Linked DNA regions of Homo sapiens: region 2 is linked to region 1. A link is an interaction called in ENCODE POLR2A ChIA-PET data of the cell type or tissue named here. Cell type or tissue: OCI-LY7. All regions are shown on one strand. Each heading gives the region's core, and the rest is flanking DNA. Links, peaks and the distances in the headings are about the cores only. Region 1 overlaps GPATCH2 (G-patch domain containing 2). Region 2 overlaps ESRRG (estrogen related receptor gamma).

Region 1 (16,186 bases), core at 3,383-11,382:
GTCTGGCACATGGCAAATATGAAATAAAGCAATAATCACTTGTTGACTTAAGTATTTATGTTTTCTCTTGATATTTACGTTGGTATCTCCATGAAAGTCATGCCAGATACTTTGTTCTGAATCATGTATAACAGAATCCTGGGTGCACAGGTTTTCATTAAGCTCTTTTTATTGAATATAGATATAGATTTGGTAAATAGCAACGGGGATAACAAATATAATTAGCAAGAAAACTCTGTGCTCTTTTAATTATGTATAGAAATACTTAAATGAATATAAAATAAGATCTATTAAAAAGATTCTTACAGCCAGGCATGGTGGCTGACACCTGTAATACCAGCACTTTAGGAGGCCAAGGTGGGCAGATCACCTGAGGTCAAGAGTTTGAGACTAGCCTGGCCAACATGATGAAACCCCACCTCTACTAAAAATACAAAAATTAGCCGTGCATGGTGGGGGGTGCCTGTAATCCCAGCTACTCAGGAGGCTGAGGCAGGAGAATCGCTTGAACCCAGGAAGTGGAGGTTGCAGTGAGCCAAGATCACGCCACTGCACTCCAATCTGGTCAACAGAACGAGACCCTGTCTCAAAAATAAATAAATAAATGAAAATAAAAAGATTCTTACAGTTCTTATAATTAATTGCTCTCTCCTATAAAATACAGACCACACTTTATGCCACCCACATTTTGAAGATTTAGGAACAGCCATGAAAACATACTAGCAAACATTCATTCTCAAATCAGAAACACTAGACTGTAATTTAATCTTATTATCAACTGGGTAAAGTATTAGCTTTTAAGTAAAAGTTGCCCATCTTCTTATTAGTGAGCATGGCCTTGATGGTCCAGTTAACTTTCACCTATAAAATAAGGCCATTTTTCATATTCAAAATGAAATTCTGTGTTAAACTTCTTCTTCCATTTATAAAATTACTTACAGTCTGTGAAAAAAAAAAAAAAAGAACATTTAGGATATCTAAAGATAACAAAAGCTCACAACTGGTACCCTCTGCACTCACCACCACCCGGATTAAGCAAAAATTAATTGTCCTCTTTAAAGCTGGATCCTTTTGGCCCTTTCCCAATTCTCACTGGGTTACCAGATGTCACATGACCATACAGTTGGATAGGGTACAAAATTTATTGCACCATGAGCTGTAAAGGTACTAACTACATTCAGGTCAGGATACTGCAGATGTCTGTCTCAGTTACTTAGCTCAACTTGGCACTAAATAACTGGAGATTAGTTTGTGTTTTTAAGTCATACTGTCTTGTTCAAATTCATGTTTTGTCACTTTCTAGCTATTCAGTTATTTAGTACTTCTCTTGCCTTATAGGTAAAAGGTCAATAATAGTAAAACCTGCTTTATAGGGCTGTTATGAAAATTACATGAGTTAATACACATAAAGTGCTTGGAAAAATGCCTGGCACATAGTAAGGACCCAATAATGCTAGTTCTTATGCCTAGCAGATTTCATAGATGTTATAGCCCCAATCTGCTTTACCAACAGGCTTGACATTTCAACTCAGACCTGGTTATTAGGACTACTCAATCCTGGTACTGTTGCTGGTTTTTAGTTTCAATCACTTGACTTAAGCGAAATAGAAAAAGTAAATTCCTCTGTATTAGACTGTTACCTCAATGTCAAGTATCTACTTACTCAACTCCAGTTGAGTGGGTGAGTTGATACTGAGGTAACAGTCTAAAAAGGAAGTTTTTATTCTCTTTTTAAGTTAATGTACAAGATTATTATTATGATTTTTTTTTGGAGGGCAGTGGCGTGAGCCCAGCTCACTGCAAGTTCCGCTTCTCGGGTTCACGCCATTCTCCTGCCTCAGCCTCCACAGTAGGTGGGACTACAGGTGCCCGCCACCACGCCTGGCTAATTTGTTTTATATTTTTAGTAGAGACGGGGTTTCACTGTGTTAGCCAGGATGGTCTCGATCTCCTGACCTCGTGATCCATCCGCCTCGGCCTCCCAAAATGCTGGGATTACAGGCGTGAGCCACTGCGCCCGGCCAAGTTAATGTACAAGATTGTTTTAAGTAAAAGCTAGAAAGAAGACTGTTCAAAATGCATCCTGTGTACCGAAAATACTACCTAGAATATTTGTTGAATGAATAGACAACTGACTCCGGTTTTACGAGAACAACCCCCAGTGTACTTGGAATTGGAACTAAAAACCCTCATGAGCAGCATACCACAAACTCTGGCAATAGTTCCACCTCATCGCCGCTACTGATTTCAGATTAGAAAAATGTTTTAAAATTTTTAAATTTCTTTTAACTTTGCCCATCCCTTTTTCTCCCTCAAATCACTTACACTGTTTTTGTATATGCTAAGAATCACATTGAACTCCTTACATCCAAATAAATTCATTAGAATCTCTCTCAAATTAGCATCTTTTCCTAAAGCCCAATTTTAAAATTTTATTAGTATTTATTTACTTGTTTTTGGCTACTGGTGAATACCAGTACTTTTTTAGTCTCACAAGTGAGAAAATCTGGGAGTCATCTATTAATGACTAACAGGATAGTATGGAAGAAAGAATGAGTGCTTTGTAGTCAGATGAAGCAATCTCTTTTACTATGCAACCTAGCTATGTTAATTAACTCACTCTGTGCCTCAATAATCTCAGCCATAAATTGATTCTAATTCTGATTTCATAGATTTTCTGTAAGGATTAAAAAGAGAAAATACATAGAAAAAATTATAAGTACAACACTCTGGCAAACAAGAGGCATACATGCACTGAATATTTTATCAAGACTTTTGTGCCAGAAACTGCCATTCTTTTGCTTCTTATTTTATTTTTCTTTCATTCAAACTGATACTCTCCATTTATCCAAATAATTTGCTGATTTCTTCTATAGTGTATTCTCCATTTCTATTAGCCTATTTCTAATTTTTTGGAAATCCCATCGCAATTAAGGTGAATACTATATAATTCTGAACTTAATTGCTTGCTTTCTAGTAATTAGAAAGGTTTTACCTAGATGGTAACCTCTACAAGTACACTAAATCTGTAATCAATAACTATATTCTTAAAAAAACAGATGTATGGCCAGGCGCGGTGGCTCATGCCCGTAATCCCAACACTTTTTGGGAGGCCGAGGCAGACGGATCATGAGGTCAGGAGTTTGAGACCAGCCTGACCAACATGGTGAAAACCCGTCTCTACTGAAAAAATACAAAAATTAGCCGGGCGTGGTGGTGCATACCTGTAATCCCAGCTACTCGGGAGGCTGAGGCAGGAGAATCGCTTGAACCGGCGGAGGGTGCAGTGAGCCGAGATCGTGCCACTGCACTCCAGCCTGGGTGACAGAGCGAGACTCCATCTCAAACAAAACAAAACAAACAAACCAGCCAAACAAACAGACATATGAGCTTTGATAAGTCACTTTAAGTCATTGGACCTAGATTTTTGAATCTGTTAAAAAAATTCAGTATTTTCTCTAAAATCCTTTGCATCAAAAACATTTGGTGATTCTATGTTGAGTTCTTAGATCATTTTCATACAGATTAGAAATCAAAGAAAAGGAGTCCTTTTCGGTTTATTCCGTCTCTCTGAATTTCGTCAGCTTTTTGTTCATTCCATTAATAACGCACTTTACCGTATTATATTAAGCACATGTCTACCCTGCTAGGTAGCAAATCCCTTGACAATACAGTCTGTTTCAATTAATAAACTTCGTATCTGGGCTACTTAAGACAGTGTGTGGCACATGGTAGGTGTTCAATATATGTTTGCTACATTGAAATTAATTATCTTAAGTATGAGATAGGAAAGATTATAAGGCTTTATAATATATAAAGGTTATAATTATATATTATAAAGATTATAAGTGCTTTGCACTGACAACAGGTATTCTCTTTCTAAAACCCTGTCTCTCCTAACTATCCTCTCACTACTATCACTGTCCTGATGCTACTCAAAATATTAAAATATGAGGTGAAAGAATCATTACCACAACAAATGAAACCACTTCGGTCTTATATGCTAAAAATGGTGAAACAAAAGAGTCAAATTCATCAAAGTACAATCAAACCATTGAGGGCTTAAATGTCCATTTAGACTACATAAGGAAAAAAGGAAATGCTTAAATTAATTTGACAAATACAACTTTTCCCACTAATTCAATCATCTGGATAATTCTAACAATTTCAAATTGACAATAACATCATTCAAGATTTTCTCACAGCAATTCAGTTTTTTAATATTAAAAATTACAAAACTTATTTAAAGACAATAAGCAGATTATAATATCTAACTACTATACATATTTATTTCTTTCAGTAACAAACACTAGGTTTTTAATTACACAGACTTTACCTCCTCCTTACCAGGATCCTTTATTTTTAGATTGTATAAAGATGAAATAAGTACAAAACTATTCTCTCAGCCCTACCTTTCCATCAAAAAACAAATTGATTCTAACTTAGATAGATTCCTGTAGGTATCAACTAAAAAATCTACATCCATTTAAAAAAATAAAGTTTGAACCCAAGAAATTTTACAAGAGAAATATTCAAGAGATCCAAAAGGCATGATATATTCGTTCATGCTTTTGTGGCAGTTCTAATGATGTGACTCACATACATGAAGCAGGTTCATGACAAGTTAGCTGAGCATTCACATTTCAATACACCTTTGTACACCTAAATGTCATTACATCAATCTTGTTTAAGATTTGCAGATTCTGTAAATTTCAGTTAATGTCACTAAAATGATGTTATGTGCTATGGAGTTTATTTTATTGGCAGAATTTTCTTTAACAACTTTATAAATAATTTACTCTTGTGTTTATAGAAACCTTAATAGTCTGAAGGGTCAAAATGGTTTTTAGCTATACTTCACCAGATTTTATGGGGAAAATAATATGTAATTACATTTTCCCATTTGCAGATACATGAAGGTCTCAGGACAAATCTCTTGCAAATATCAAGGGTCTACTGTAATCGTTTCCAGTCTGCCCATTGAAACTTAGCAAATGGGTAACACCCTGGCCTCTCCATTCTGACTGTGGCTTGGGTTGGAAGGTTAATCACCATGAAGAGCAGAAGAGCTGAACCTTAATGTTAAGATGGGCATAAATCCTAATCCACAATGTACGCTTTTTTAAATATATACACCAATAGACTCTTTGGGTTACTATGGGCCAAGTTATGTCCATCATCGTCACACTTAACAGTGTTGGGTCCTAATTTTTCACACTGTTATGAATGCTATACTGTCAAACAGCATGGGCATTTAGGGATAGATTCATGCTGATGCCTTGTGCTGACTCCCATCACTGCCCCCTTTATCAAATCACTTTCTTATACCCTCTGCTTATCTAAAAGCAGATGAAAAGGTGTATCAATGTGGACAAGATTTGCCATTTGGGGTGTGGGTGTTGGTATGGCATATGAGTTTAATAGAATTCTGTGTGTCGATAATTAAATAGTTCCATAGGTGAAAGTTAATTAAATCCATAATTCCATATAGGAAAACAGTACTACAATTTTTTCCTTAGTACATCAGATTAAAAAAATAAAACATTGACAAGTATGAGCTCGATTCTAATATATTAAGGCTAATTTCAGAATGGGAAGCATCTCATACTGTTCCAAAATGTAAATACCACGTTGAAAAAAAATGGTTATTCTCTCAGTAAAAGAAGGATCATTAATTTCAAATCAAGGAAGAGTTTATATGATTAAACCAGTATATATTTGCTCAATTTACTATCTGGAGATTTTAAAAACAAGATTGAAACAGACTGACTATTTGAAATTTGAAAAGGGCAATGTCCACATTGTTCCCCTGGTACTGTACAATGGCAGGTCAAACTTTTGTTCCTCTTGTCCTACAAACAATTTTCAAGCCCACGCTCAATAAATAAATTTGGTCTCAGCACTCCCAATCAGTGCTGCACAATCCCCTCAGTAGCAGACCTATGATAAATGGACTTATTTTCCCAAATCAAACACTTGAATTTAAATTCAGATGAGTTAATGCAAAGGTCAACATTGTAATCAGTTCTTTTGATCTTTATAGAATTTCTGGAGTAATACATAATAAATCTGAAACAAGGCAATTTGCAGCTCTGTATGTGTGGCTGGCAATAAAAATCTTAACGATCACAGCCTTTATGTACTTAGGGAATGTTTTATCGTAATGGCTATGGTGAGGGCTTCAATGCATAGGAAACAATGGCAATAGATAACCCTGAAAGACTTGATTTCTTGATTGTTTTACAATTTATTTATATATGTATTTATAAAAAAACTTAATGATATACATCTATGCTTACTGTATGTTTGAAATAGTCACTACTTTTATCATAACCACTTAGTTTTGAGTTAATAGGTTGGACATAAAAATTGCCTATGATAAACATTTGCATATCAGGTTCAACCTGAAATTTTCCAATCTCAGAACTGCATTTCTTTAGAGAGTTTTTACACTAAAATGTTTTGGAAGGTTAGGCAATATAAAAATTAAATACTATTGTTCAATTTTATAACTGATAAAGCACAATTAATTCATTACGGCACAATCACAAAGGGGTTCTAATGGTCTTTAAACTGATATTTAAGGAAGGAAGGAAAGGAAGGAGGGAGGGAGGGAGAAAAACCAGACAGATGAACAGGAAGTAAGACCCACAGACTTGCAGCTAAGTGCCCCTTTTGCATCTGGCTGCTAGGTACTATTGGGTCCTATGGCTTCAGGCTGTTCCTGTATTTTCCCTGTCTTGGAGCCCTATGATAACAATTTATCTTAAAGTAGCAGTCCCAGTTATTCAACAAAACACTGCATGATTACGTGTGAAAGTAACATGAAGTTTTACATTGATAGCAGTAATAAACAATAGTCTTCTTGTGTTTTCAAAAATATAAAATCTTTTTTCTTTTAGTAACATAGCAGTGATTGATCCTTTCGAAACAATAAAACCATTTTTGTCAACTTTATTACACTAAAGTACACAGTGTTTGCACAATAGTGCTACTCTTTAAAGGATCAATTCTGAACCACTTTAGTGGTAAACAGGATTCAACAAGTACCTACTATTCAAGATAAGTCTTTTAATGAAATTATAAACATGAAAAAAACATCCAAATGTCTAGCAGTGAGGAACCTAGTACACATACATTTGAAGTAATAGCCCTAGGACTACGTAGCTAAAGGTGAAAAGAATAACAGCTTCCAAGGTGGCATTTAATATCTGTTCCCACAGTCTCTCTCTTCAGAACAATCGACCCTTATTTTTGGCTAAAACACTGAGGCTGAAATACGGCATTGTGCACAAATTTATTGTAATACTGTTTTCTGGAGACTCAATGAGAGTACATAAGAGCCAGATGTATCCTGTGTACTTGTGTGACAACCGTAACTCCAGTTGTATCCAAACATTTCACTGAATTTGGCCAAACAGCCAGGAATTTTAGAAACTTCTGGGACAAATATATTCATCTATAGCTTCTGTATTAAGTTCTTTCATCGGTAGGCAAGTTTGGTTAAGGTCCGTGAGCTCCTTTTGACAGAGTACTACACTGATACAGCTTCTATCATCCTAAGTTTGCTCTCTAAAGCTAAAGAAAAGCAAAATCATTACTCATACTGAAAATTCTGTCAATTTCTTCAAATTGTGACTTTATTTCTCTAATAAAGCCTTCATAAATCTGATATCATTGAATGCAACACAATTCGGCAGTAGAAATGACTGGGCACAAGGTAATAACTGCTCTATTCAGATGTCTGACATGAGTCTAAATTTCTATACTTCCTAAGAAAAATCAGCAATGTTTTTGTTTTCTCCCCCTGCAGTTTCATATTTAGGGTATACAGATGTCCTGTCACAGCAGTTAAAAAGTACAGTCTTGTGAGTCACTAGGGGTCTGACAAGTAGAGTCTCAAAGCCCGATAATTACAAAAAGTCCTTGATTTGAAAAGAGCTCATTTCATTTTTTTTTCCAGCAATTTCTACATTGTTGCCTGCATTAACAAAAGAATAAAAATCATAAAAATTAAGCTTCTATATTCTGTTCAGCCACATAAGTATCCTAAAAATTAGCAATAGTTAAATGCATACATATAGTAAAATTCAATTATTTTCTTAATCCATGTGAATACTTATTTATCATCTACTATGTGTAAGACAATGGGTTGGGTAATTCACTACCTCACATAATAATCTGATAGGCAAGTTAACAACACAAGCCTTTTAGATAAATGACAAAGTGGAAGCTGAGAACACCCAAATTTAGTTGGAATAAAATGTTCAAGCCTCTTTCACAAGCTACATTTTAGGTATTCCATCTGGGAAGATTGAAGTAGAGTTTTTTTTATAGAAAGACCAAACATCCCAGTTGTCTTATTAGCATGTCCTTTGGTCCAACTAAGTCACTCATGCTCATAAATGATGTAAGAACTTGCTTTTTGGTAAAAAAATTTTAAGGAGGGCTATATACCCTGAAGTCAAAAGGGTCGAGATTATACAATTTAAGCTTTGTTTCTTGAGGAATCCTGCTGGGTTTAGGCTGTGATGAACATCTGCTGGTTGGCTGACAGTGTCTATTCCTTCTACTAATAATAACATACTGATTGTAAGTGACAGTGTCTATTCCTTCTAATAACAACATCCTGATTTTTTCCACAGGAAAATATCCTTCTCCCATCCTTACGGTAGGAGACGCAGTGACACAGTCTCCGATTCCCTGGCCCAGGCCTGGCCATTCACAGCACCCCATGCTATGCCCATTATAGTTGGCTCAGGGATGTGGATATTCCCTAGTGAAAGTCATCAAGAATCAATTCTAGAACAGTTCTGAAACTACTGGAAAGAAAAAAATTCCTCTTTTTGGGGTGGGGGAAGGATTCCAGAGATAAGATATAAGTTTCAAGCGCTGGGAGCCCTCCGTCTCTGGAAGCGGGAGAGCCTGGCCAAGAATGGCTCAATCCCGAGGAAAACAGCCAACAGATGGAAGGCGCCAGATTTAGGACCAAAGCCATCCTTTAAGCCTGTGGATTCAACATTTTAGTTCTCTAAGCCAATAAACATCTATTTCCTTTTAAAAATGTCTCAGCATAATAAGACTGGCTGAGTTGGGTTTCTCTTACTTAAAACCCAAAACGTCTTAAGAATTAATACTAAAGTCCTAAACTGAAACCTTTGCCTAGGGTTTAATATCCTCCAGAGTTGACAAGATATTTTCTTCCACAGGCTTTTCCACTTTTCCTTAATCTGGAAGTTTTTCACCTACTTTGTCACTGACATCATAAGGCAGAATAGTGTAGGGACATTAAAGAAAGGCAGTCAGCTGCAGCTCACTAAAGAGAGTAATCTATCCCTGAGCTTAAGATGCTGGTGCAGGTGGCATCTGGGGACAAGAAAGGGAACTAAAACTGCTAAACACCTGCCATGAGCCAGGCACAGTTCTGCCTGTTTTACCTACATCAGTCCACTTAGCCTTATTTCATATCTGCATAACACTGTGAAGAAGAGACAGATGCCTTAGGGACTAAGAAATTGCTAGTCAGAGAATATAGTGGATCAACATTTAGTACAGAGTAGTGGCTATATGTGTTGGCTCCAGAGTCAGTTTTAGATTTATGTCTCAGAGGCTACATCATTGAAAAGCATGATGATGCGAACGTTTTTTTTTTTTTTTTTTGAGACAGAGTCTCGCTCTGTCGCCCAGGCTGGAGTGCAGTGGCGCAATCTCGGCTCACTGCAAGCTCCGCCTCCCAGGTTCACGCCATTCTCCTGCCTCAGCCTCCCGAGTAGCTGGGACTACAGGCGCCCACCACCTCGCCCAGCTAATTTTTTGTATTTTTAGTAGAGACGGGGTTTCAACGTGTTAGCCAGGATGGTCTCGATCTCCTGACCTCGTGATCTGCCCGTCTCGGCCTCCCAAAGTGTTGGGATTACAGGCGTGAGCCACCACACCTGGCCAGGAATGTTTTAAATCTGCTCCATGCCTCAGTTTCCCAACATGATTAAAAGTCATCTTTGTCTGACTTATAGGGATAGTGTGAGAATAATTAAGATGTTACTCATCAAATATTTTAAAACAATACTTGGCATATTGTAAGCTGCTAATAGCAAAGCCTGAAATTAAGTCATGATAAACACCTAAATGTTCTGAGAAAGAGTGTATTAAATGAACTGATAAGAGGAAATGACCAGTCCAGCCCACAGTTTCATGGGACAAGAACAGAACAAACAAAGAAGGGCAGGAAAAGCCATAGTTATAACCAAAGATGAGAAACCAAGAAGAGAATCCTTCAAGAGGATTCTTTCTCAGGCTCGCTTGGCTAACAGTTGTATTGCTTCTGTAATGTGAATGGACTAGAAGTTAATATCAAGATGTTAATTTATCTTATTTGTAGTGTGTGTATATAGTTATACTTGAGTTACTACCTTTATAAAGTCTTAAAAAAGTTTACTCCAGATATTCTTATATTGAACATCTGAACTGAGATATGAAACTGCAATAACCTGGGCACAGTGGCTCATGTCTGTAATCCCAGCACTTTGGGAGGCTGAAGCAGGCGGATCACTCGAGGTCAAGAGTTCGAAACAAGCCTGGCCAACATGGCAAAACCTGTCTTTACTAAAAATGCAAAAATTAGCCGGATGTGGTGGTACAAGCCTCTAATCCCAGCTGTTGGGGAGGCTGAGGCAGCAGTCACCTGAACCCAGGAAGGCGGAGGTTGCAGTGAGCCAAGATCGCACCACTGCACTCCAGCCTGAGCAACAGAACTAGACTCTGTTCCAAAAACAAACAAACAAACCAAATTATGTGATTCTCCTGCGTCCACTATCCTTTCCAACCCAGAGGCCAACATTCTTTTAAAAAAAAAGTTTAATTCCCTTTGTCAGCTCTTCTCTCCACACACCAGCCTAAGTAAACCCTAATCAGAAGCAAACCAAGATTTCTCCACACACTAAATTATCTGCCTTCCATACCCAGGCTGCTAACTGCTATTGGAAATAAAAAGCCACACAACTGAGATGAACTCTATCAATGTATGTGCAAGTGGGCAATCCCAACAGTCTCTAGTGATCTCGCTCTTCGGTTCTTCACATAAGGCATTTAGAACGTTCTCAAGTCCATTCAAACCTTTTCATCACCTCCCTGCCATCCCCCACCTTAGCAAACAAATTTGCCTTCTATCTTACAAATAAAATATAAATGAATACTTTTTCATTTCCTGCCCTGAAACTGTAAACTTAACTCCAATATACCTGCCCTTTATGTTCCTTCTAGTAAAATGAAAGAAATGTCTTTCCTCCCATCTAAGGCTAAGCTCTCCATCTGTATATTCTGGCTCCTGCTGTCTTTCACTTAATTAGGAACCTCATTCAATCCATCAGCCCCTCTCCTTCTTGTTTTTCTCAACATCTCCCTGTCTACTGGAGCCTTCTCAATTGGCAGACAGGTTTTAGGTCCTCCTTTATTAAAACCAACCAAAACTCTGAACAGTGCCATTTCCTTTCTCTCTCTTTCCCTTGAAAGCCCAACTTCCTGGAAGAACGGTCAATATATGCTTGTCCCCACTTTCTCACAGGCGGCTACAATATAAAACCTGGCTGAGGTAGCCCAGAAATCAGAGATTCCAGGTGACCCTTCAATTCGGAAATGTGAGTGGAGAGCGACAGTGAAGCACTGTTTATTCACAGCAGGAGTTCCGTCAATGGACAAGCACTACCAAGACCATATCTCAGACTCTGGGAAGATGACTGGCTGGTAAGATCTTAGAGTGAGGTCTTGGCCTCTTTTGTGCTAATCCTCATCATAGAGGGTATTTGGGCAGCACCTAGAGTCTGCGGGCATAAAGGTGCATACTTATTACTTTTCTCCCACAGAAAGGGAAAATAAAAGGAAAGGATTTTCTTAAGAAATTCTCATCTTTCCAATCAAAATTGATCTGTCCTTCATTGAATGTCTAAACACTTTAACAGTAATTTGATTTAATAGCTACTTGTCTACAGACCTTTCTCTTGATTATAGGCTTCTTGGCAGTAGACTATGTAATTGTTTTTCTGTGTTGTCCATGGCTCCAAGCACAAGTGGTCAAAAGAACAAGCCAGGGAATCGTGAGGTCAAACTGGGATGATGAGAGGCCCTGATGTATAGAAAACTAAAATGAGGTAAAATACATAAAGGGTTTTATAAACTACAAAGCGTCAAATAAAGATGAAATGATTTTACATACAGCTAGATCATAACATGTATTTGCTGAGAAAATGGATAACTGTTAAACAGACATTTGTAATGTTATAAAGCCAACAAGGCCATTTCAATAATTTTCTCTGGGTAAAGTGTTAGACAATGGGTAGGATGAACTGTGGGTTTGAATATCTGCCAACTACTATGTTCTTACCTGTGAAATGAAGATTCTCTTACTAGTTTTTATATCACAAAGTTTTAATTTTTTTTAATAAAATACCTAGGAATATAGCTAACTAGGGAGGTGAAAGATCTCTACAAGGAGAACTACAAACCACTGCTCAAAGAAATAAGAGATGGCACAAGCAAATAGAAAAACATCCCATGCTCATGGGTAGGAAGAATCAATATCATTAAAATGGACATAATGCCCAAGCAATTTATAGATTAAATGCTATTCCTATTAAACTACCATTGAGATTCTTCACAGAACTAGAAAAAAACTATTGTTTAGGCAATCCTGAGCAAAAAGAACAAAGCTGGAGACATCACACTACCCAACTTCAAAGTATACTACAGGGCTACCATAACCAAAACAGCATGGTACTGGTACAAAAACAGACACATAGGCCAATGGAATATAACACAGAGCCCAGAAATAAGGCTGCACACCTGCAACAATCTGATCTATGACAAACCAGACAGAAACAAGCAATGGTAAAAGGATTCCCTTCAATAAATGGTGCTGGGATAACTGGCTAGCCATATGTGGAAGATAAAACTGGACCCCTTCCTTACAGCATATACAAAAATTGTGATGGATTAAAGATTTAAATGTAAAACCCAAAACATAAAAACTCTGGAAGACAACCTAAGCAATACTATTCAGGACATAGCCATGGGCAGACTTCATGATGAAGATGCCAAAAGCAATGGCAACCAAAGAAAAAGTTGACAAATGGGATCTAACTAAAGAGCTTCTGTACAGACAAAGAAACTATCAACAGAGTAGACAACCTACAGAATGTGACAAAATTTTTGTAAACTTTGCATCTCACAAAGGTGTAACACCCAGCATCTGTAAGGAACTTAAACAAATTTACAAGAAAAAAACCCAAACAACCCCATTAAGAAGTGGGTAAAGGACATGAACAGACACTTTTCAAAAGACATACATGCAGCCAACAATGATATGAAAAAAAAAGCTCAACATCACTGATCATTGGAGAAATGCAAATGAAAACCACAATGAGATACTATCTCACACCAGTCAGAACAGCTATAAGAAGTCAAGCCAGGCGTGGTGGCTCACACCTGTAATTCCAGCACTTAGGGAGGCCGAGGCAGGCAGATCACGAGGTCAGGAGTTCAAGACCACCCTGGCCAACATAGTGAAACCCTGTCTCTACCAAAAATACAAAAAATTAGCCAGGTGTGGTGGTGGGCACCTGTAATCCCAGCTACTTGGGAAGCTGAGGCAGGAGAATTGTTTGAACCTGGGAGGCAGAGGTTGCAGTGAGCAGAGATCGCGCCACTGCACTCCAGCCTGGGTGACAGCGCAAAAAAAAAAAGTCAAAAAATAACAGACGCCGGCAAGGTTGTAAAGAAAAAGGAACACTTGTACACTGCTGGCGGGAGTGTAAATTAGTTCAACCATTGTGCGAGATAGTGTGGCAATTCCTCAAAGACTTAAAGACAGAAATACCATTCGATCCAGCAATCTCATTACTGCATATATACCCAAAGGAATATAAGTCATTCTATTATAAAGACACATGCATGCGTATGTTCACTGCAGCACTATTCACAATAGCAAAGACATGGAATAAACTTAAATGCCAATCAATAAACCGGATTTAAGAATGTGGCACACAGACACCATGGAATACTATGCACCCATAAAAAAGAATTAGATCATGTCCTTTACAGGGACATTGGTGGAGCTGGAGGTCATTGTCCTTAGCAAACTAACTGATACGGTTTGGCTCTGTGTCCCCACCCAAATCTCATCTCGAATTGTAATTACCATGTGTCAGAGGAGGTCTGGCGGCGGGTGATTGAATCATGGGGGTGAACTTCCCTTTGCTGTTGGGGAAGTGATAGTGAGTTCTCAAGAGATCTGGTTGTCTGAAAGTGTGTGGTACTTCCCCCTTAGTTCTCCTGTCTCTCTCCTGCTCCTCCATGGTAAAACGTGCTTGCCTTCCTTTTGCCTTCTGCCATGATAGTTAAGTTTCCTGAGGCTTCCCAGTCATGTTTCCTGTTAAGCCTGTGGAGCTGTGAGTCAATTAAACCTCTTTTCTTCATAATTTACCTAGTCTCATGTAGTTCTTTATACCAGTGTGAAAACGGACTAATACGCTAATATAGGAACAGAAAACCAAATACTTCATGTTCTCACTTATAAGTGGGAGCTAAATGATGAGAACACATGGACACACAGAGAGGAAAAACAGACACTGGGGCCTATTGGAGGTTGTGGTGGGGGAAGGGAGAGATATCAGTAAAAAAACCAATGGGTACTAGATGTAATACCTGGATGATGAAATAATCTATACGACAATATTCATGACACAAGTTTACCTATGTAACAAACCTGCACAGGTATGCAGTTACCCCTGAAAATGAAAGTAATCTTTTTGATTACATGTGCTACAAATACTAAGACACCTGCTTCTCTCAATCTTCGCAAAATCAGAAATCTCAGTCGTGAAAAGAATACTTTGAATATTTTACAGGCTTTTTATAATGAATTCAATAGTTTATTCAGTTCACACAATTTTTATAAAACTTTCTTTTGTCCAAAACTGGGTGATATGGTTTGGCTGTGTCCCCACCCAAATCTCATCTTGTAGTTCCCATAATCCCCATGTGTCATGGGAGGAACCCAGTGGGAGGTAACTGAATCATGGGGGCAGTTTCCTCCATACTGTTCTCATGAAAGTGAGTGAGTTCTCATGAGATCTGATGGTTTTATAAGCATCTGGCATTTCCCCTGCTGGCACTCATTCTCTCCCCTGCTGCCCTGTAAAGAGGTGCCTTCCGCCATGATTGTAAGTTTCCTGAGGCCTCCCCAGCAATGTGGAACTGTGAGTCAATAAAACCTCTTTTCTTATAGTATACCCAGTCTCGGGTATTTCTTCACAGCTGCATGAAAACAGACTAATACATGGGGAGATATCACAGTTTGATGGTGGTGCTCTATTCTCTTTAAAAATAAAAATCACCTGAGAAGTGGTAGTTGCCAGGTGCAAACAAATGTCTGTATACTGTTGCTTGTTCTTTTCCTCCTTCTATACAGCTTTGTCTAGCAGTATCTAAACACATTCTTTTCAAAATAGTTAAGTTTTGGCAGCTCTCATTTAAGGCCACAGCCTCTCAGTTCAATTACAAAACCATTTACTGAGAACATATTATGGGTTAGACATCATGGGAGATATATTTTAATTAATCTCAATTAATGACCATAGAATTCATAACTTAGATCAATATGAGATTTTTTAAGTTAATTATAAACTTATATTTCTCAGGATATAGACTTCTCCCTCATGTTCCATATATCTGTTATGTCAGGATTGTCTGTTGTAGCTAATATTTGGGAAATGAAGATGGCAAATACTGCTTTGCAATGAAAATGCTCCAGAAACATTTAAGATATTCCTGCTACTGTGTATAGAAAGATTAGTATCCCATGAGAAAAGTTTATTTGATGTAGTATCTTCTTACCTCTCCATCTTTGCCCTTATGACACAAACAAATGGCCCATTTTATCTGAATTACATCTCACAGAAGACCATTCAAAAGTAATGAAATACTTAGAGACTCTTGTCATTCATTCATTCACTCATTCAACAAGCATTTGCTGATAACTCATATTCCTTGGTAAGATATATCTACTAAGAACCATGTATGAGAAAAAACGAAGAATTGACCAATTTAGTTAAATGAATGAAAGACTATCAAAACATAGAAAGACTTCCTAATCAGCAAATCAATCCATAAACTAACAGGTCTTATGCAAAGTCAT
Region 2 (16,186 bases), core at 3,593-11,592, 1.0 Mb before region 1:
TGAAATAGTACTGGACATGCCTACTGCACAGGCATGTTGTGGGAATCAAATAAGATTCCCTAGAAGAAGCTTAAAAAAGGAAATGTCTACAGAAAGATTCTGAAAAAGGATAATCTCTTGACCAGCAGCTAAAACTATCTCCAGAATATCAAATCAACTAATTTAGTCAAAATTTTGTAAAACTGGCTAAGGCCCAGTTTTACTTTATACACACACACACACACACACACACACAACACACACTTACATATGCACATATATATACATGTATGAAACCAAACTGGCCACCTTTACTTAAAAGTAATCAATCTAAAATTTTCAGGCCATTTAAGGGATATTAGACATTATTTAATTCACCTGCCTTATTTTACAGATGAGAAAACAGTTATGTATTTAAGCGATGTATTCTCAAAGGAGGTGAAATTTGGAATTAGAGAGTAGAAAATATTCCTCTTTTTAGGTAAAATGCGTATATATAATATAATATATATATGCATGGATGTGTGTACACGTATGTATATATGTGTGTGTATGTATGTATGTGTATATATATATCCTAAATAGATGGCATTACTATTTCATCGGGGGGTTATTAGGAAAACCATATCTAAAAAGGCTCCCCTAATGGAGTGATAATGAAAACACACTAAGTCAAACCTATATGAGAGTCCAAATATCCTAATTAAATATGGTGCCCATTCCAGTATCCTACAGCAATCATAAACTTTCTATACCTTGAAATTACACAACTCTGCATACATAACCATTTGTCCTTAAGAACAACAGAATGCTGTCATGAGGTTGTTAGAGTTATTTATGATTTTAAATTGATAACCAAATTGTTATTTGTAGCTTGATATCAATAGGTGCTATTATTCTGGAAATAATGTGTAGAAGTAAAAAAGAAAACTTGACTTGAAAAATGTTTATTCTTGAATGGATTGGACTCACCTGGCTTCAGGCTGGGGTGGGGTAGGGGTGGCAAAGACTGTGATGTGAGTGGCAGATTTAGAGATTGAAGTTCTTATGACTCGAGCAACAGAGAATTGTCAGACTAAAGTGATTCATTAGCTTAAACTGCTTTTAATCTTATAGTATATAATTTCAAACAAATTCTTAATATAAGAATCAAGAGATTCAATGAAGAGAAATAAATCCTATCATATAATCTTACCTAGGTGCTTATAGAAATATTTTACTATATTTTCTAATATATAAATGAAATTAATTATAGAATCATAGAATTCCAGAATCGGAAAGAATTTGATATTAGTCAAACCTCGTTATATACATGAAAAAACTGGGGCCTCAGAATTACAATATTAAAATTGTGACCTAGAGTTTTCTTTTAAAATTCAGTTGCACAGAGATATATCAGAGATGTAATAATTACTCAAGAGGTTGTTAATACTAAAAAATAAGAGAATACATAGCTTAAATGAGACTGTAAGTTTCTTATCTTCAAAAGTAATTGGAACTATTATTTAGGGTTTTCAAAGATTTGAATGTGAAAACTGCAGAATTATAACAGTTCATGACATATTGTTGTTTTGGCCACACACACGAAGATAGAGTTTCCAGTGATGTTCTGGTGTTATAAGTATTCCTGAATTCACTTATGACAGAAACAAAGCTATAAAAATATGAAAGCCATCATTAGGAAGCCAGTTGCCTGTTTTCCAAGCATAAGCACAACATTTATAATGATTGAATAAAGACCAATGTTTAAAATAAGCTAAAATTTAAGTAAATGAGTCAATGGTTTTTAATACCTACAGCCATGTAGGAAAAGCTAAGATACCTACCTAAATTACACTGAAATAGATTTTCATTTTTGCACAAAAAGTTACTTATGTTAATCTGGAATTCCTAAACACACACACATACACACACACACACACACACACACACACACACAGAGAGAGAGAGAGAAACGACAAAAAAAATAGAAGCCCTTTAGGGTGTCTAAAGTATTAAAATATTTTTATACTGATATGTGTATGGGCAGTTTAAAAAACCTACATTGGATCTAAGCAAGTTTGAGTCTACATTCAATCTTGGATCTATAACTTTATTGCTGTGCTCCAAATAACAGTCAAAAATGGAATAAAATAACATCATATTAACAATATCAAAGAAAATGACTTTCTGAGTTGTTTACCCCAAACTAAAATGATGGGGCTTGCAGGTTAGGTGGGTGAAGAAAAGGCCATAATTACACAACACAGTAGAGGTGGCACAATTTGGAGATTAAAATAGTCCTTAGAGTTCTTAATCAGTTATTCTTTAGTAGGGACTCTGATTCAATTGATTTTTCTCCGTATTGAGGGGCTAAGTCAATGATGGAATCACCTGCAAGAATATTTTGGGACAGAGACTTTTTTTTAGAAGAAGCAATGTTACTCAACTACCATGATAAGAGAAGAAAGGAGAGCTTATTGACCATTTCTGACTTTAGACATGAAAAATAAATGAACTAATTCTTTAAAGACTTTCTAATCATCAGTCACTGCTGTGAGGTAGTCACTTCCTCTCCCAGAAGTAGAATATGTGGATTAGGACGTTTATCTATCAGAAATATTAATGCTTATACTTCTAAGCAACAGAGACAGAAATGCTGCTACTAATTAATTCAGTTACTCTAAATTATAATAGTCATAAAGTACACATCCAATATCTAAAATTATACATTTTTAGCAATTTTGTTGATAAAGTTTTAGCATTGCTCAGCATTCATGGTTAGTTAATAATTTTTAAAAGCAATTTGAAACATAAAAGATTTAACACAGGCTTTAGTATATTTTAAAAACAATTAACCAAGTAAATGTTTTAAATTAGAATCGTTTCATGATTGCCAAATAAAAATTCTTCCCAAAACCACTGTTATAAAATATTTCATCTCATTATGAGAGATGGTATAATGTGAAGTCCATACAAACTAATAAATCCTCAGAAAATTTCTACCCCATCTCTCACTTTGATCTTCTGGAGAGGGAGGGCAGGGGATTCTTCAGGGTTCATAATAACAATGTCATTTGTCATAAGAAATCATATTTTATAATTTCACAGGAGCGTAGAAGAAGAGAGGTGCATGGTGTGGTGAGGAAGAGGGTTATATTCACAATTAAAACTGTGAAATGCTAAACTGCATTATGAAGACAAATAGGAAAGTACAACTCCATTGTTGAAAACAATTTCCCTCCTATCAGTCTAAGGATTCATGCATCAATATTGTAGATGAACTGTTAATTACAAAATCAATTAAAAATTATTTCTAAAAACAGTCACGCGTCCCTGGCTCTCATGGGGGCAATTTGGGCAGAAGGTCTCATCTCACTAGGACCGCGCCAAATCACAAAGTCGTCATCCACAAGTAAGCAAAAGCAATCTGGTTTTTCATTTTTCAGCGCGGCTGAGCCCAGCCTGAGATTGATCGTCACATATGGCCCCAGAAAACAAACTGTCAATACCTTGAATGCTGCAGAATTTGAACAAATAGCCGTCCGCCCATTCAAGCCACTCATTGCATCCCATTTAACAGATTTTATTGACAGTTTCCTTCTTGTAATTAAAGGGAAAACTACTGGCCGGCAACCAAGATAAAGTTCAAAGATAGGGTCAAAACAAAAGCAGATGGAGGGGCACGGTGTGACTGTCAGTGGTACATAGCATCAGAGCACGTTATTGACACGCAGGTATCTAATGATCGGCACGTCATTAAGGAGGGATCTATCCTGAACTTTATGCAAATGCTAAAAGAGACTTAAGACCATAATAAAGCATTAAGAGAGGCACAAAGGGAAAAACAACAAAGCACCAACGATTTTTACTTATTAGAGGTTGCTATTTTAGCATGTTTCAGTTCGAATGTAAAGACCAGTTATTCCCATAATTCTTAACCCTTACTGCATAGGCAGAATTTGACTTCTAAAGAACTCCAGAATGTAAGAAAACTGTTCTTTGATAACCAAAACTCAAAGCAACACTAAATATATTTTCCCAATTGCACAATTTGCATTTTTGAGGGAAAAATGGTTTGTGTGTATCAACAATTCCCTTGTTTTAACTTACGCATAAAATACAATAGAAATAATTTTGTCCTGGGAGTGTCCATTTATGCTATTACTACAAGAGCTTTTGCTTTGCCATGATCCAAATTAGTACATGCATTAGTTGATAAAAGTTTCAAAGCATTCAATAAGCAAGTCAAATGAAATTAATTCCCTTTAAGTATATTTTTCTTATTTCTAACTTTTCACTAGAAAGCTATACTGATTATAATTTTGCTGACTCATACAAAATTTACAAACCAGGTCTAGCAAATCCCTAAAGAAGTTAAGGAGAGGGGTAAAACTGACATATTAAAAAAAATGTAACAATGACTATGTCAGTATGCCAACCTGAATTAGCAAGAGCTATAGCTTTGAGGGTGACAAATTCTTCTTTTTCCAGCTTCATGCTCTTGTATTTCTTTACCAGCTGCAGGATAGCATTATTTAGATCAAGAAGGCCTGCTAATTTGGACTGGTCTTCGTCCATTATATAATCGTCTGCATAGACAAGTTCATCCTCAAACGAAAGAGACCGGTATACGACACCAAGGATCAAAATTTCCATCCAAGCACTCTGCAGAAGGCTCATCTGGTCCGCCAGGGACAGCGTGGAGAAGCCTGCATGGAAAGATGGGCAGATCAAGTTACTTTAAAGCCATAATTTCATAATGCAACATTAGTTTCATATGGTAGCTGGCTTCTGCATCAGTGCTCAAAATTATGCTGAGCTTTGATTAGAAGCTCTTAAAATTTTCCCTGGATCACTTTGCGAACAGCAAAGTGAAAGTCACAAACCAGCTTCTTCAATTTGTGGGTATTTGCTATAAGTTTTATAGACACAGCTTAGGGGAATATAATAGAGATGTCGCTTTCTTTCATTCGAGAAGAAAATACCATGTAATCTTTAAATATACTTGATTTCTGGTTGAAGTCTTTAGGAAAATCTTACAGGAAGTCAGATTTTCAACTATCTCATCTCTAAAAACTACTATTGGTAAACAACATAAAAGTAAAAAAAAAAAAAAGAAGAAGAAGGAGAAGAAGAAGCAGCTAAAAATAAAAGGTAAACAAACAATTTAGGCCATAGAGCTCAGCACAACTTGGAAACATTTCTGTATAATATTAATAATTACAAGCACAATGGATGATGAGTTACAAATAGGTGAGCCTTCTTAATTGGCTATTTCTCCCCACTGATATTTAACATGACTTTCTTTTAAAATTAGTGATAATAGGTATAAAAGAAAGTGTAATATGTAGCAGCCTGGCCTCCCCACCAAAGAGAAAAGCCTCGTTCACTATTGTTATTAAGCTCCAATTATTTAAAAAGTTAAATATAAATAAAGGTAACAGGGTTTGGTGCAAAGGAGTCAGATTCTGAATGTAAATACTGGCTCCACTTAGCTACTGGCTCTTTCACCTTGAGCAAGAGAAATTAACTTGTCTCTTAAATTTCGTATTTGGGAAATATAAAATATCACCTACCTAAACATTAAGCTATAACCTGAAATTCAGTAAGTGTTGTTGTATGATTAATATATGTTCTTTTTATCTGAATTACCTATGTGATCAATTCTTTTCTGCAAATCTGGGATGCATTCATACACGCATATTTAAAGTCCCTCTGAGCTTGAGAAAACATATGCAAAAAAATTAAAAAGAAAATGTTGTTCAATAGAGAAAGAGGAAGCAGTACAATTAAGCCTACTTAGGAGTGAAGATATATATTTATATATCAGAGGGACTAGATCTGTATTCTAAAGTGAAGATACCTGATGATCAGAAGCTTTTCTCAAGTCCTAAAAAAGAAATGTTTCTTAAAACTTCACTTTTATTTCCAAGTGTATGCCTAAGACTTCTAAGGGTAACCATCCACCTCATGGCTTCTGAGGACAGTGGTACCATCATTTAAGGTCCTGCCACCAGTAATTCTACAGAAAGGAAGGACCATTTTTAATAATGCAACTTAAGAAATCTATTTTTACTCCCTTTCTAGACATTATTATCCAAATCATAAGTAGCCACTGATGCCCAACCTTTTTAGGCTGCTGCTTATGGTCACTGTTGCTGTCCTTTTCAATCATATCAAATTGTGGGTATCCCATATGATATTAGAAACTACAGCACAGTAAAGAAAAGGAAAGGATTTCCTGACCTATTGGTGAAAAACAGTGGTTTGCCATTTGGTACCATTAATTATAAGTGCTTAATAAAATCATCAGAAGAGATGAGTCAAGCTTTTCTTAAGGGAATCTTTAAGATATGTGTAAAATGCATTTCTTTCGTTGTTTATCATGGTGCTTACATGTTATTTGACAGGATTTCTTTTGGACTGGCTGTGTAAGTCTTGTTTCTTATTCTGCTTTTGTCATTGCATTTGGGGTTAAATTAATAAATATCCTCTTAGAGATATAATAGCTGATAACATTTTAAACAGCGGTTCAACACAGAAAACTAAATTATTTAACCTAAATAGGTTAGGCTCCAGATGCTTTTAATTTTAGCAATGTTATATTCACAACAAACAAACAGAAAACCACACTGCTCTTTTTTCTATTCCCCTCCAAGGAAAAAAGGTGCAATGCAAATCCAAATATCAATCTCAAGAAAACATACTAAGTAAGAATTTCTTGTGTAAATTAAAATACCAAAAAAAAAAAATCATCTGGAAAGTTAGGAGCAAAAATGAATGGGTCTTTTCAATTTGCCTTAGTTTTCTTGTTCCTTTTCATGCTCCCAAGTCGCAGTTTCTCTGCAGCAGCAGATGGACAGAGCGTGTAGCCCGCAGCACCTTCCTGTGACAGCCCTATTCTCCCTCCCAGACACTGCTGTTAGTAAATAGATTTACACATTCTCCAATCTCCACACATCTTTCTGCCGAATAATTAAAAGCAGGATGATTAGTTTATTGAGTGGAAGGAGGAACTTTTTTATTGAGGTCCATCCACGATTTTATCAGGGCCAGCACTTTTACGGTTGTCAGGGGGGTGCAGGCATCCAATTTTTCTTATCTGCCTGATTAATACAAACGCTGTTTCAGGACACATTAATTAACAGATACAAATCTACGTTCTCATGGAAGGATCAATACGGAGAAGAAAAGAGGCATCAATGTGAATTTAGTGCTGATGATGGAGAAGGCACGCTAGCGACATTTACGTGCACGGAAACTTTAAAGTTGCACCGGGCCCCCTTTGTCCCTGTGATTTACAAATTAACAATGTTACAGCCATAACAACATTTCGCACATTTCTTTGGGGTTTAATTGAACAAAAAACAATAAAATTTCATTTTTAAAGTTGATCCTGCAATTTGTTTCTTCTATATTGATGGTTGTGTGTGTGTATATGTGTGTGCATGTGTGTGTGTTTATCCTTCCTGCAAACCTAACTTTTTCCTTTTGCTTCTCTATGAAATAAAGAGAAGGAAAAAAGGGGAAGAAACAGCTCTCCTTTTTTTTTTTTTTTTTTTTTTTTTTTTTGGTGAGGGAGCATGAGGAGACGGATATAGCACAAAAGGTTTGACACATTTGCTTGATTGATATCCTCAAGTATATTTCAGCTGATTAAAGGAAGTATACTTTTTGCAAATCCAAAGGAAAAAGGACAATCTATGCCTTACAAAATAAAATAAAAGTCTGAACTTCTTCTATCTTTTCTTGGTCTAGAAATTGCTGGCTCTCATTTTACCCCTTTCCTACCACACCACTGCAATCTGGAAGCTAGTACAAAGAGCTCTCCTGCCCAAATGCCTGAGCAGCAGTTAAGACAGCCTTGTTATAAGATAGTCATGTTCATCTGGTCACTAAGGAGACCAAATACATAATAGAAATTTTATCTTAATTCCATAAAATTATTTTACCTTTTCTTTAGGAGTACTAGCTACGTTGCACATACATAAAAACGCATGGATAAAATAACATTTTTATCAATAGACCTGAACAATGTATAAAATTCTAAATAACCAAGGCCTAAATGAAAATGCATGTTTTAATAAGCTGAGTCTAAGGAATTTTCTTAAAACATAATTGCTCTATTGGCTTACACATGCTTGTATCCAAATGATAATTACTTGTTTATGTTTATACCAGGTATTTAATGGTAGTTTATAGCTCTTGGGCTACAAGTTAGAGGTCTTCATCATCTGTAATATTTAGCTATCTTTGGAGAGAAACCTCTTTCCCAAGTGAAATAAAATATGCTTTGCAGTTGTGTCGTTTGAACTTCATGTTTTGTACATCCTGGGACCTTAATCTTTGGTGTGTGACAGGTTATAGTTTTAAATGTTCAGCCATATTACAGCTTTTTAAAATGCACTGATACCATGGCACATTTTTTCTTCCACAGCTATAGCCCATTCCCTGCATATCGCTGACAACTCGGATCTCTCTTCATCTCTGTCCCAGAGTCAGTGCCATTTAATGTATCTCAGGCATTTTGCTTGCAGAATGACTCTCTACCTTGACCCGCAGTTAAATAGCATGTTTATCTGCAATACAGTGTGCTCCAAATAAACCAGATGACAGTTGGGAATAACATCATTTGGAAGGATTGAAAAGCTTCTCAAGAGGCAGGTACCCCTGAGGTAATAGGCTTGAAGAAAGCATGTTTTGTGCCAACCGTCTTGCCTTCTTCTACTGGAAACTTTGGAGGTTGACAGTGGTGCCATGGGCACTCATCAAGCACTGTTTTTTTTTTTGTTTTTTTTTTTTTTTAGCCTGGCAAACTGATGCACTTTGCAGTCAACTTACAAAAAAGGCTAAGCATTTGAAAGTGTGAAGGGCAAAAAATATCTGACGGCTAGTCTTCAAAAATACACTTTCATTTCAGAAAGCATAAATGTTTATTTCCTGAACAGAGTGTTGACAGAAATAGGCTGCAGTGCAGGCATTTGGGTTTAACCCCTGCTAGGCATTTTCTTCTCGGCTGCTTTCTTGAAATAGAGAGCAAGCATTTTAAATCTTCAGGGCATCTGTTAATATCAGTTAATCATGGCATTGACTTGCCTGATCACAGTTTTTGAACTGTAGTTTTTCTGTTCCACAAAAAAAAAAAAAATCAACATTTTTCAACAACTAGCATATCATGCTAGAACTGTAATTATGCCATAATGACTCACTGAGATCACAAATGAAGTTCATTTTGAGAAGCTGATTAAGCAATGCAACGTAAGCTAGATTCTTTTCTTTCCCGTACAAATAAACCTAATGTTTACAGGACCCAGAGAAGAAAAGAATAACAGTGGCACTAACATTTGGTCTTAGCTACCAATAGACACACAGATGCATAACCCTTGCTAGAGATAAACTTATTTTGTATTTTTAAGCCAGATGTTCTTTTCACATATGGGGCAGACATATCACTTTGTCCTATGATTCACAAAATACACAGCTCAGGGGCTTGTAGGAAACTTTATATATATATATACATATATATATATATGTAAGTTATATATATATATATATAGTCTCTTGCAGGAGACTATATATATATATACACACACTTTTTTTTCATGAACTGGAACTCAGTAGGAGCTAGAGTTAAGCAGCTACAGATGGTTAACTGCAGAAGTGAAAGCTGGAACATCTACATGGTGCTATCAGAAGCATTTTATTTAAAATTTTTCTTTAAAAGAGATGATAATGATTATATTATGTTTGTACTTAAGCCTTAAATACAATACCTATAATACTATTCTTTGAATCTTTACTCTTTTGGGCTGACCTTAATCCAGATTTCAATAATTTAGATTCAATCACAATTGGGTGAAATGTAAGAATAATTGACAAAAATGGAAAATAGGTCCCTTGCTAGCTAATTTAGTCATTTGTTTCAACATTTGTTGATTCCATAAGAAATCTATTTCTTTATCTCTGTTTTTATACTTTAATTAGGTTTCACATTGATTTTATGGAACTATTATTTTAAAATAGTGGTCAAACAAGACAAGTACATATTCCTAAAATCTAAAAGGCAGGACTCAGGTTTTAATACAATTTTGTATATAAGGGCAGAAGTGACCACCTTCCATAAAACTGAGCAAATGATCTAAGCAGTTGTGAGGAACTAAAAGAGAGGAGAACAGAAACGCAAAGGTAATATCTACCAGTCCAAAACAGAATTATCACTGTTAACTGAATTTACAGGTGCAATTGACCACTGACTACTCATGCTGATTACATAAACAACCAAATGAGTTTACAATTAGCCCAATCATAGGAACAGAAATTGAAAACATGCCCCCATAGACGTGGTGAAATGCTTTCTTTAGCAATTATTCCTGGTTTTCCAATCAGCTTGCTAGAAAAATTTAAAATACAATAGCAGCTAAGAAAAAATATTTCAAGTGACAATACAGGAAAGACTCAACATGATGACAAGAGGTTTTGTTTTGTTTTGTTTTTTTCCTGTGAGTGGGAGTTTTTTTTAACAACTGCCAGCCTACTTTGAAAAGTACTAGACACAGGGCCAATGAATGCCTAATAAGAATGTAAAGACCATCTACACGGAGTGTGCAGTTCCTCTTTGGAAGTCCTTACTTACCCCTACTTACCTAGTACTTCTGAATGACTGGAGAGGATCTGAAATAATTCCCTTAGCTTTTCCCAAACTCCCTCTTACTTGACCTCAAGTTTACTTCTTTTGTCCTTTCATCTAAGCCAAGAAGAAAGAAAAAATGTGGGGGGGCATGGAGGCAAGTATGGGCTGAGCTGCCTTAAGTTAAAGAGGGAAATCTAATGGCTTTCTTTTCCTACAACCTTTATTTTTTACTAGTTGAAAATAAGTTCTGCCTGGAAAGCAGACTGACTGAAATTTGTTTGGCCATCAAGAAAATAGGAAAGCAATGCCATATAATATAGGACTCTAAAAAATATATTTAAAAAAGGCATTTTTCAGTCTAACTTTGGGATTAGATGGATACTGAATAGGGAAAAACACCATTTGGAAGCCACACTTCTGATTTGAAAGAAAAAGGATCTATGCTTGAATCTGACTTGCTTTACCAATGTACTGGTAGAACTAGGTCAAGAAATATCAGAGTGCTTCAGGGAACTGACCAGTGGTCCATAGAAAACCAGTCCCACTTTGGAACCAGATATCTAAACACTATCCTCTTCAGGAAATTCCCAAGGGGTCCCCATCAAATTTGGTCTAATAATTTAAAATTCAAGCCTCCAAAATAAACACATACAGGCTCTATCTTGAACCTTGGAGAAAGCTGACAGATATCTCCACAAGCCTTTAAAGAGTCTGTGGAAAACATTTAGCAATAAATGCCCGTAAGATAAAGGTTTATAGTCAGGAAGTGATGTCTGAGGGGAGAGGATAGTGAGGGGAACTATAACTTTGAGGTCTAGAGATCTGACTACAACCAATGGTATTAACTTAGCCCCTGTGATGATCTGACTTGTGCCATCCCACCCAAAAGATGTTAGAGTCCTAACCTCCAGGACCTGGGAACATGACCTTATTTGGAAATAGGGTCTTTGTAGATGATCACATTAAGATGAGGTCATTAAAGTGGGCCCTAATGTAATATGACTGTATCTTCATAAAAAGGGGATATTTGGACACAGAGATGGACGTGTGCAGAGGAAAGATGATGTCAGGACACAGGGAGAATACTACCTACAAGCCAAGGGATGCTTGAGGCCACCAGAAGCCAGGAGAGACAGGAGAGAAGCATGGACCAGACTAGCCTGCAGAGCCCGCAGAAGGAACCCAAACCTCCTGCCACCTGCTCTTGGGCTTCCAACTTCCAGAGCTGTGAGCCAATATATTTCTGTGGTTTATGTCACCCAGTCTTTGGTACTTTGTTTTAGCAGCTTTAGCAAACTAATACAGACCCACAGGTGACCTTCTTATCTGTCAATTGCAAACTGTGGACTACACACTTCTGAGGAATCTTCCAGTTCCAACAGTTTCTAATTCAGAATAACAAACCGAGCTAATCATGAAGCACAAGGCTGTCTGGGTAACGGTGAGCACCTCAGACAAAATCCATGGACTGGGAGTAAATAGACCTAGAATTGGGTGCCATCTCTGCCACCAAAGAACTGTGAAACACTGAGGAATGACTCAACTTTGCTGGTTTCTGCTTTCTCATCTGTAAAACTAGAAGGTAGAAAAAGTATTCCTGAAGGTTTATTTCAGCCTTAAATTATTAGGCTTCCAATGGTTCTACTGTGACAAAGTTCAAATCAACTAGTATTTAGAGTATCTATTACAAGTGAAGCACTATGTTCAGTACCATTGGAATATGCAAAATGAATAAGACATAATCCTTGTCATCTAAGATTTTATAGCACAGTAAAAGTGGATAAGACCATAACAACCAAAAAAGAAAAGTATTGCAAGGATGGATCCAAGTACATGTCTATGCAGAAAAGGAGAGTTTAGTGCTTGGTTGTACACATTCTCCTAAATGTATCCATATCCATCACTTTCTCTCCTCCCCTCCATTCCAGTTTTGGTTAGGCCTTCATCATCCTTTTGGGGTAAATTTTAACAGCATCCTTACCAAAATCCTTTTATATCTTGTATTTCTTTCTTCCATCCTACCCAGGGCTAGTCAAGCAATCTTTAAAATATGAAACCTATGCCATTCCCTCATCAAAATGCTTTCTTTGTTTCCATATCTCCTACATGATAAAACTGAAACTCTCTGGTAGAACACAGAATTTCTTTCATTGTTTGTTCCTTTTCCCTTTTCCTGCCATATTTCCTAAAAAATCTTCCTCTAGTAATTCCTCCATGGATGTCCTAACATGTTAAGTGAGCTCATTTTCCTAATCCTAATGTCAAAACCTACAGCTCCACTATTTCCCTAAGCACCGCCATCCACCTGCCACCTTACTCTTGGCCCTTCACTGATCTCTCACCAAGTTTTCTCTTTTATACATGTGAAATCATTCTCAAATACACACACTTCTTTCCATTCTCATTGCCATGATCGTTGTCACTGGGTAGCATCTAAGGGCACTTGTAAAATATAAATGTGAAGATGAAGATGAAGACATAAGCAGGAGACACAGAGCTGAGTGTAAGTGACCCCTGAAGTAAGGGAGTGGATGTGAAGATCTGCTGCTTGATAGATGTATCTGTATCCTCTGGACAGTGGTTTGCTGTGTTCTAGATAAACTCTTCAGGGTGGAGATCTCTGATTTGTTTCCTGCTATGTCTCCAGCTCCTCAAACAGTGCCTGTCACATAGCTGGCGCTCAGTAAATATGTGCTAAATGAATGAATAGAGAATTCCTCAACAGCTCATTGACTGGCTTTCAAAAAGATGCGACGTTAGGAATGAAAAGACCATTGCAGGAACCAGATCCCTCACCCACAGAAAATACATCAACATATAACAAAAAGGGGTGCCTAATGCTTTTTCATTAATTCAATGAATGTTTATTAAGGCACTGATTTCGTATAATGCTCTTTTCTTATAAGTGCCTATAAAGTATATAGGATTTTTATTTGGAGCCACTTAGACTCTGATAAAGTCCTGCCTAAATTTATTAACCTCAGCCAGTTCTCTTCAATTTAGAAGTAAAGTTGATGTTTCAGTCATATGGACTAGCTGCTTCTCTTATATTTATAAGTAACCATTCACAACAGACTTCATGATAATGTCACAATTACTTTTTTGTTATTTATAAGTACTGTCATTAATTTATCTACCTATCCTAGTTGTACAATTATTTTGACAATATGTATACATTTATGTTCTGTAGCTTGCATTTTAAGCCTCTGAAATACTAACCTAGTGAAGTCATGGATGAAAACAATGCTCATTGCTTCTTTCTACTTGCAGGAATAAAATATAATATGTCTACTTTTTTAACGTAAATTTTTAGGCAATCCCAACCTAATTTTTGTCAAGTGTAAGAAGGAGCTTCTCATGAGAACATTTTCCACACTAAAAAACTTGCAAGAAGATTGAGAAATCCTGGCATTTTATCATTATGGGCTGCTTCACTCTGAATCAAAAACAGCAAGGAGGAGACAAGGCAATAAAAATGCATACATAAGGCGTCCCCTTCTCAGTCCAGTTTAGAACAATGGGTCCTCACTAGGTAAACACTCACTTGTCAGAAGTACTTGCAACACTACAGTCATTGCAGCACCAAGGGAGTAAGGGCCCTTCCTATGATAAAGCAGCAGATTAGACAGTTACAAACAGCAAGGAGGGTTCTTGTCTGTTATGTCCTTTCACTGTGTCTTTACACACAGGTGTTAATGTAATTTAAATGCCACTTAGACATGTTTCAGGTTTATCAGACTAGTTTGTGTATCCATTCTTACATAATAATTTCAAACAGGAACCAGTTCTACCTGCTGTGGGAACCTGCATAACTATAGATAGCTCTATGCAAATAATCTGGGCAAGTCAAGCAGAATCTATTTAAATCTAAAAGAAATCAGGTGGGACTTTGAGGAAATGAAGCAGGAACCAAAAACATTTTTTAATAGGTCAGAACCAGGATCACATTATTTTGATATGAACTTTGTTTTTCCATTTATGGCTGGCTGAGAGTTTGGATTCATGAGAAAATTATTCTGTTAAAGATTATAATTTTTCATTGAAAATAGAGATATGAGGAGAAACACAAGCAGATGAATTTTGTGAATATACATTTTAGGATCAAAAATATGCTTTTTAAGTCATGCAAAGTTTTAATAAACTAACCAATATGTTATTACTAGAAAATGTCATTTGTCGGGCTTCAAAAAGAGATAGGCATGCCTCTAAAACTCTTTAAAGCTGTCGAAGAGGCAATCCCAGCTGTAATTTTTGGTTAACTTTTTTCAAACAACAAATTATTGGCACTTCTGCCTTCCTTTCTACTTTTTAAGATTTGATTTTCACTATTTCTAACTCAAAAATATATTTAAAGTATAAAATGAATTTTTATGAATTTTCATTTTCCCACACGTGAAGTTTAATAATAATATTTTTAAAGGTGAAATGAACTGCTTTTCTTGGGAATATCCCACAATTAAAAGAAATTTATAATTAGTGACTTAGCTTGCCAGGTGCGGTGGCTCATGCCTGTAATCCCAGCACTTTGGGAGGCCCAGGTGAGTGGATCACTTGAGGTCAGGAGCTCGAGACCAGCCTGGCCTACATGGTGAAACCCCATCTCTACTAAATATATAAAAATTAGCTGGGCATAGTGGCATGGGTATGTATTCCCAGCTACTCAGGAGGCTGAGGCAGGAAAATCGCTTGAACACAGGAGGCAAATGTTGCAGTGAGCTAAGATTGCACAACTGCACTCCAGCCTGGGTGGCAGAGCGAGACTCCATCAAAAAAAAAAAAAAAAAAAAAAAAGGGGGTGGGGGAAAGAATAGTAACTGCCATGGTTGCTTCATTTCTGTTATTTGTAATCCAACATTAGAGTCTAATATTGTAAGAACCTTTTAAAAAGCACATTCCACACACTGAATAAATTGAAATAAGCTGTAGTGAATTAACATTAAAATATAGATAGATATATTAAGGTCTATCTATCTATCTATCTATCTATCTATCTTCACTGATGTAGTACAAGAGACAAAACTAGAAGGAAAAGAGAAGTGCTCACTGGACCCCAGTCTGATTTTGGATTAAACACTGCCTATTCAAGTAAGGTGAAAGTTCAAAGTTTTTCCTAATACTGCTTGCATTAATGAAGGTAGAGTTGCTGGCTTTAAGGCTCAGGGTATCTTGTCAAAAAGATCTTTGTGTAACTGTTTTCCCGTTTGTGAAGGCCTCACCTACACGCACATTAAGCACAGAATGACAGGCATTGTGAGAACCTGGGTCATTTCATATGGGTTAACCTAAAAATTTGAAAATTGTATTTAAGCTGCCACGTACAAAAGGGAGTTGTGATTATCTTGTGTACTTTCACTGAAATGACCAAGAATCAATTCTATCTTGGATCCCTAAAAGAAAAATTGCTTATAATTTCTGTACTGCCTTTAAAAACATAACTTCAAATCCTTTCAGAGTTACCTAATTGGTCCCTTGATATAGAAATACAAATTCCAATAAAAGCACTAATTATTATAGACTTGGTGTTTGTGGAGTTAACGCTGTTATCTCTTCTTGTCTTACTATTACTAGTTACAAGTAAAGCAGAAAAAAAAATGA

What was found. Peaks named below come from ENCODE experiments on the same cell type or tissue, not always from the same donor. Only the 100,000 strongest peaks of a DNase experiment are listed, where the experiment ranks them.
Region 2: POLR2A ChIA-PET joins it to region 1 with 6 read pairs; 1 of 35 experiments calls an interaction of 5 or more read pairs at or near these places.

What each region holds. Positions count from the first base shown.
Region 1 is chr1:217,533,628-217,549,813 of GRCh38, forward strand. All of the region lies in intron 5 of GPATCH2 (G-patch domain containing 2), which reads right to left. Among named protein-coding and RNA genes, the nearest start is that of GPATCH2, 89 kb to the right of the region's middle. RefSeq lists a silencer at 9,287-9,396. In OCI-LY7, for the core only: no CTCF peak of the experiment used is centred there; DNase peaks (open chromatin) are centred at 6,654 and 9,404; H3K4me3 peaks cover 1,473 bases; H3K27ac peaks cover 3,096 bases.
Region 2 is chr1:216,514,752-216,530,937 of GRCh38, forward strand. It overlaps ESRRG (estrogen related receptor gamma), which reads right to left. Exons shown (of 7, transcript NM_001438.4): 6 at 4,401-4,670. Among named protein-coding and RNA genes, the nearest start is that of USH2A, 99 kb to the left of the region's middle. In OCI-LY7, for the core only: no CTCF peak of the experiment used is centred there; no DNase peak of the experiment used is centred there; H3K4me3 peaks cover 399 bases; H3K27ac peaks cover 499 bases.